Linked DNA regions of Homo sapiens: region 1 is linked to region 2. A link is an interaction called in ENCODE POLR2A ChIA-PET data of the cell type or tissue named here. Cell type or tissue: Panc1. All regions are shown on one strand. Each heading gives the region's core, and the rest is flanking DNA. Links, peaks and the distances in the headings are about the cores only.

Region 1 (2,928 bases), core at 242-2,741, 670 kb before region 2:
AAGATGATTTAAGACACAAGAATTCTCAAATAGTAACAACTTATAAATATTGCTATACAATTCCAACAAAATAGTATAAATTACAAAGCTCATGTGATAATCCATTATGCAGACTTATTAAATTATTTCAAAATTGCTTTGTGAACCTTTCCTATGCAGATTGCTGGCTTCTTGAAGGAAATAATTATTTATGTACCCCTAAAAAGTACCTAAAACAGTGACTTTCATCTGGTGCAGAACAAATGTTGAGTAGCAGGCAAAGAGATAAAAGTGGGGAAGCCACAAGACATTATGTCTTTGGTGGTGAGAGAATGTGGACTGCTGCAGAGGCAAGACTGGCAGCAAGAACTTAAGAGTCAAGTAAGCCAGAAATCGTATGCAGAAAGTAAGTGAAACATGTACAAAAACTAGGGATTGTAATTTCTCAAAGTCAGGTAGAACCAAGGCCAAAGGATCTAAGTTCCAGGGAACAGATATACAGCATCCTATTCTGTTCTGAAAGACTAGACTTAGTTGTACAGGCAACAGTCCTATACTCAAAGAGAGGTCCCATTTCATCAAGGATTAATATATTCTATGTTTCAGCAGCATTTCTAATTTTAAAGACACAATACAGTATATATGAAAAACTGGGAACTAGGACTATATAAACAGTAGCTTTTAAAAAAAGCAAAGCAATGCAGTTTACAAAAATATGGATTGAGCAAAATTGTTTAGAATGAACATTAACATCCATAGGAATTATTTTATTAAGACTGCATGTAATTTAGAGAAGTATAGTTTAACCAAAGAATTATATTTATTTTAAGAATACTCACACAGTAATTTTAAAGATTTATCTTGTATGATCACCAAAATGATTAAGAAATTTCAAGTAGAAAAGGACAAAAGATACAAAATCCTTGGTATTTTTAGGTACTTTAAAATATTTAACGCAATTAGATTTTTTTCATCAGTTACTATTTTTTTAAGTCGCCAATATTATTTGTTCTAGTGTTATATCTGGTCTCTATCCAAGTCATTACATGTTTTTTCAGCTGTCAACACATTTGCTCCAAAATTAAATTTATCAAATAATTAGTAATTATTTTCCTGTAAAAGCAACTGAGGAAACACATTATTGCATGGAAATCTATGAGGCTTTACTGATTCAGACTGATTTATTAGGATTTTTCTAGTTTGTAATGAATAGCATACTAAAAAAATTAAATCCATTACTATTATTAAATCTTAAAATGATTTTAAAGTCTCATAAGATTTCTTGGGTAGTATATTAAAATCATTATACTACATTTAGAACAGCAGTATTTTCCTTGCGTATACATATTTTTCCATATATATACTTATCTGTAATGTGTGTGTGTGTGTGTGTGTGTGTGTGTGTGTGTGTGTATGTCACTAAGTTTTATTTCAAAATCGTCTACCCAAAATCTTTTACACAGGCTCTCCATCTACTCTTCAACTCAGGGGTTTGGGAGGTAATAATCCATTAGGCAGTGCTATATAACTCATATCCACTCACTCCAATTCACTCTCTCAATCTCTCTGTATCTCTCAATCCCTAGAAGAGAGACAGAGTTAAGAATGGGAAAATATATATTCCTATCCTCTTAATCTTCCTTTGCCCCAAACATAAACTTTATTTTCAATAAAATTTTTGTTTTTAAACGTTATGCTATTGGTGTTAGATTTAAATATCTTGCAGCCACAAAACATAATATGTTGCTATCCTGAATCCAACTTTTGTACATGTTGTATGATTGTCTTTACGTGGACAAACTACTAATAATAGCAGAGAGTGAGCACCCCTCTCAACTACAGCTGACTGCAGGCCTCATCACAAAGTCGATGGCTGAAGCAATTTCACTCCCCTAAATGAGAAAAAGCAATAACCCACATCTGAAATTTACAGCTGAGGAGTAATTATGAGTTTAAAATCCCTGCAATTCTTGTTGGAGACTATAGTTAGAGTTCTCTTAGAGTATTAATATACAAAGTTGTTAACTTTCAGTCCCTACAAGAAATATGGCAGTTAATTACATGAATTATCATGCTCACATTCACTACACAGGTAAATAGATGCTATCTGTGTAGATATGAATGTATGCCAAGGCCCAATCTCTATATACCTTCCATACTTGAGTACCTATCCTGAGAATAGCTAACCCAGCCAGATGAAGAAGTGCTTCTTTCCCCTCTATGTTTTCATAGTGTAAGGTTTTCCTACTCTCAGTGTTGCTCTACACTTCATTTTGTGATAGTCAATCAATGTTACCTACCAAGCTCCACGCTTATTCTGCCAGTCCAGGTGAATAGCAAGACAAGCAATGGGAAGCAGGGCGGAGCGGGGAGGGGGAGGTGGGGGAGGGCGGGGTCTACATTTAAATCTCCTCATCTGTCTCTTGTGTAATTCCTCACCTTAACAATCCTTCTCCAATCCTTTGCTGAAAATCTTACCTTCATAAAAATTACCTACTCTAACTACTCTATGTGATGGTGCACCTTTCTCTCCCAACTCATGAACCACCTTTCTCTGCCCTACCTTTTGTTCATCTAACAGCACCATTTCTAACCAATTACATAATTATGTACATTTATAATTTATTATCAGTCTCCCAACACACACACACATATACATGTGCAAACAGTGTAGATTTCACATTCCACAAGGGCAAATATATAAGGTTGTTTTGCTCTGTCATCTATTTTGGCACGAAGATAATGTCTGGCACATAAGAGACACTCAAAAAATAATTAATGAATGAATAATGGCAACACATCTACCCAGTTATGAATGTGGAAATCTCAGACTCTGAATTTGTCCCTTTACCTCTTGCATGAATTCCCAATTTATCTCTTTCTGGTCCTTCCAGTTCACTCTTACTATTCTCTCCCTATTCCTTGCTGGGCACTTCTAGTTAATAGTTA
Region 2 (2,928 bases), core at 318-2,817:
TGTTTTGACTATTTTTCACATAAAATTTATCAAACGTTTAGTTTTTATTAAAAACCTATTAGAATTTTAACTGTGATTACATTGAATCTATAGATGAATTTAGGAAGAATGGATAGTTTAACATTTTGTCTTCTTATCTAGGAACATGGCATCTCTCCATTTATTGAAGCCTCTGTAGTTTCTCTCAGCATTGTTTTGTAATTTTTAGTGTTTATGTATCTTTCACATTTTTAAAATAAATTTTTATAAATATTTTATATTTTTGATGCTGTTATAAATGTGATTTGTTTCTTGATTTATTTTTCAGATTGTTTACTAATGACAAATGGAAATGATACTCAGTATTATATGTTGATTTTGTATTCTGCAACATTTTTTGGAATCTTTAGGTTTTTCTAAATGGTGTTCATGTGGTCTGCAAACAAGGACAAATTGACTTTTTCCTTTCCAATTAGGATACTCTTTATTTCTCTCTTGCCTAATTACTCTGGGTAGGACTTCTAGTACTAGGCTGAATAAAATTTGTAGGAGTAGGCATCCTTTTTCTCCTGGTTCTTAAAGGAAAAGCTTTTAGCTTTTCTCCACTCAATATGATGTTAACTGTGAGTTTGTCATATATGGTGTTTAATTGTGTTGAGGTATTTTCCTTCTATACCTAATATTTTGAGAGATTTTATTTTGAAGGCATGTTGAATTTTATTGAATGCCTTTTCAACATCTATTGAAATGATAATGTTTTTTGTGCTTCATTCTGTTAACATCATGTATTATGCTTATCGATTTTCATATCTTGAACCATTCTTGCATTTCTGTGATGAATCCCACCCACTTAATCATGGTGAATAATCTTTTTAATGTGTTGTTGAATTAAGTTTATTAGTATTTTTTTTTTGAGATGGAGTCTTGCTCTGTAGTTCAGTGGCGCTGTCTCAGCTCACTGTAACCTCCACCTCCCAGGTTCAAGCAATTCTCCCTGCCTCAGACTCCCGAGTAACTGGGATTACAGATGCCCGCCAGCATGCCCTGCTAATTTCTGTATATTTAATAGAGATGAGGTTTCACCATGTTGGCCAGGCTGGTCTTGAACTCCTGACCTCTGGTGATCCGCCACCTCGGCCTCCCAAAGTGCTGGGATTATAGGTGTGAGCCACCGCACCTGGCCAGTTTACTAGTATTTTGTTGAGGATCTTGACATCTGTGTTCATCAGGGATGAGCTTGTAGTTTTCTTTTTTTGTTGTGTCCTTGTCTGGTGTTGGTGTTAGAGTAATGCTGGGCTTGTAGATTGAGTTTCAAAGTATTCCTTCCTCTTTAATTTTTGGAAACATTGAATAGAATCAATATTAGTTCCTTTAAAAATATTTGGTAGAATTTAGCAGCACTGAAGCCATCAGGTCTTGGGCTTTTCTTGGATGGGATACTTTTACTACTGCCTCAGTCTTATTACTCGTTACTGGACTGTTCAGATTTTCTATTTCTTTATGGTTTATTGCTGGTAATTTTATGTGTGAGGAATTTATTCAGTTCTTCTAGGTTTTCCAGTTTGTTGGAGCATAATTATTTATAATGGTCTCTGATGATTCTTTATATTTCAGTTGTATCAGTTGTAGTATATCCATTTTCATCTCTGATTGTATTTTTTTTGGTGCCTCTTTTTTTCTTAGTCTAGCGTAAACATTTATTGCTTTTGTTTCTCCCTTTAAAAGATCACTTTTCAACTCAATCTTTTGTATTGTTTTCTTAGTCTCAATTTCATTTATTTTTGTTATAAATCTTAATTTGGGGTTTGGTTTGTTATTGCTTTTCTAGTTCCTTGAGGTGAATTTTCTTTTTCTTTTTCTTTTTCTTTTCTTTCTTTCTTTCTTTTTTTTTTTTTTTTTTAAGAGAGTCTCACTCTGTCAGCTAGGCTGGAGTGTGGTGGCATGATCACAGCTCATTGCAACCTCAACCAGGCTCATGTGATCCTCCCAACTCAGTTTCACATGTAGCTGGGACTACAGGGATATGCCACCATACCCGGCTAATTTTTTTATTGTTTTGTAGAGACAGGGTCTTACTATGTTGCCCAGCTGGTCTTAAACTTCTGGCTCAAGTACCCCTCCCACCTCAACCTCCCAAAGTGCTGGGATTACAAGTGTGAGCCATATACCTGGCCTACATTCAGCTGCTCTATGTCTTTTAATTGGAGAATTTAGTCCACTTACATTTAGTGTTACTACTAATAGGTAAGGAGGTAACTATTTTCTAGTTGTTTTGTAACTTCTTGGTTCCTTCTTACTGTCTTCTTTTGTGGTTAAGTGATTTTTCTCTGGTAGTATGTTTTAATTTCTTGCTTTTTAGTTTAACTATTACAGGTTTTTGGATTGTCATTACCATGAGGCTTACAAAAGATACCTTAAATTTATAACAAGTTATTTTGAACTGATGACAAATTAACTTTGATTGCAAAGAAAGAAACAAAGAAAATTGTAAAGAACTTTAAACTTTAATCCTCCCACATTTTGACTTTTATTTTCAGTTTACATTGTTGATATTGTTCAGGGTCCACTTCTAATTCTACTTCTCTTGCCATTTCTACCACATCTGTGGTGACTTCCTTCACTGAAGTCTTGAACCCCTTAAAGTCATCTATGAAGATTGGAATCAACTGCCAATCTTCTGTGAATGTTGATATTTGACCTCATCCCATGAATCATGAATATTCATAATGGCATCTAGAATAATGAGTCATTTCTAGAAGGTTATCAGTTTACTTTGTTCAGATCCATCAGAGGAATCACTATCTAGAGCAAATATCCATAGCCTTACAAAAAATGCATTTCCTAAATAGTAAGACTTGAGAGGTGAAATTACTCCTTGATTCTTGGGCTGCACAATGGATATTGTTTTAGTAGGCATGAAAACAACATTGATATCCTTCATCAGAGCTC

What was found. Peaks named below come from ENCODE experiments on the same cell type or tissue, not always from the same donor. Only the 100,000 strongest peaks of a DNase experiment are listed, where the experiment ranks them.
Region 1: POLR2A ChIA-PET joins it to region 2 with 7 read pairs; 2 of 35 experiments call an interaction of 5 or more read pairs at or near these places.

Annotation. Positions count from the first base shown.
Region 1 is chr7:18,523,328-18,526,255 of GRCh38, reverse strand. The region is part of intron 2 of HDAC9 (histone deacetylase 9); the gene reads right to left. Among named protein-coding and RNA genes, the nearest start is that of HDAC9, 29 kb to the right of the region's middle. In Panc1, for the core only: no CTCF peak of the experiment used is centred there; no DNase peak of the experiment used is centred there; H3K27ac peaks cover 994 bases.
Region 2 is chr7:17,855,737-17,858,664 of GRCh38, reverse strand. The region is part of intron 9 of SNX13 (sorting nexin 13); the gene reads left to right. Among named protein-coding and RNA genes, the nearest start is that of SNX13, 83 kb to the left of the region's middle. In Panc1, for the core only: no CTCF peak of the experiment used is centred there; no DNase peak of the experiment used is centred there.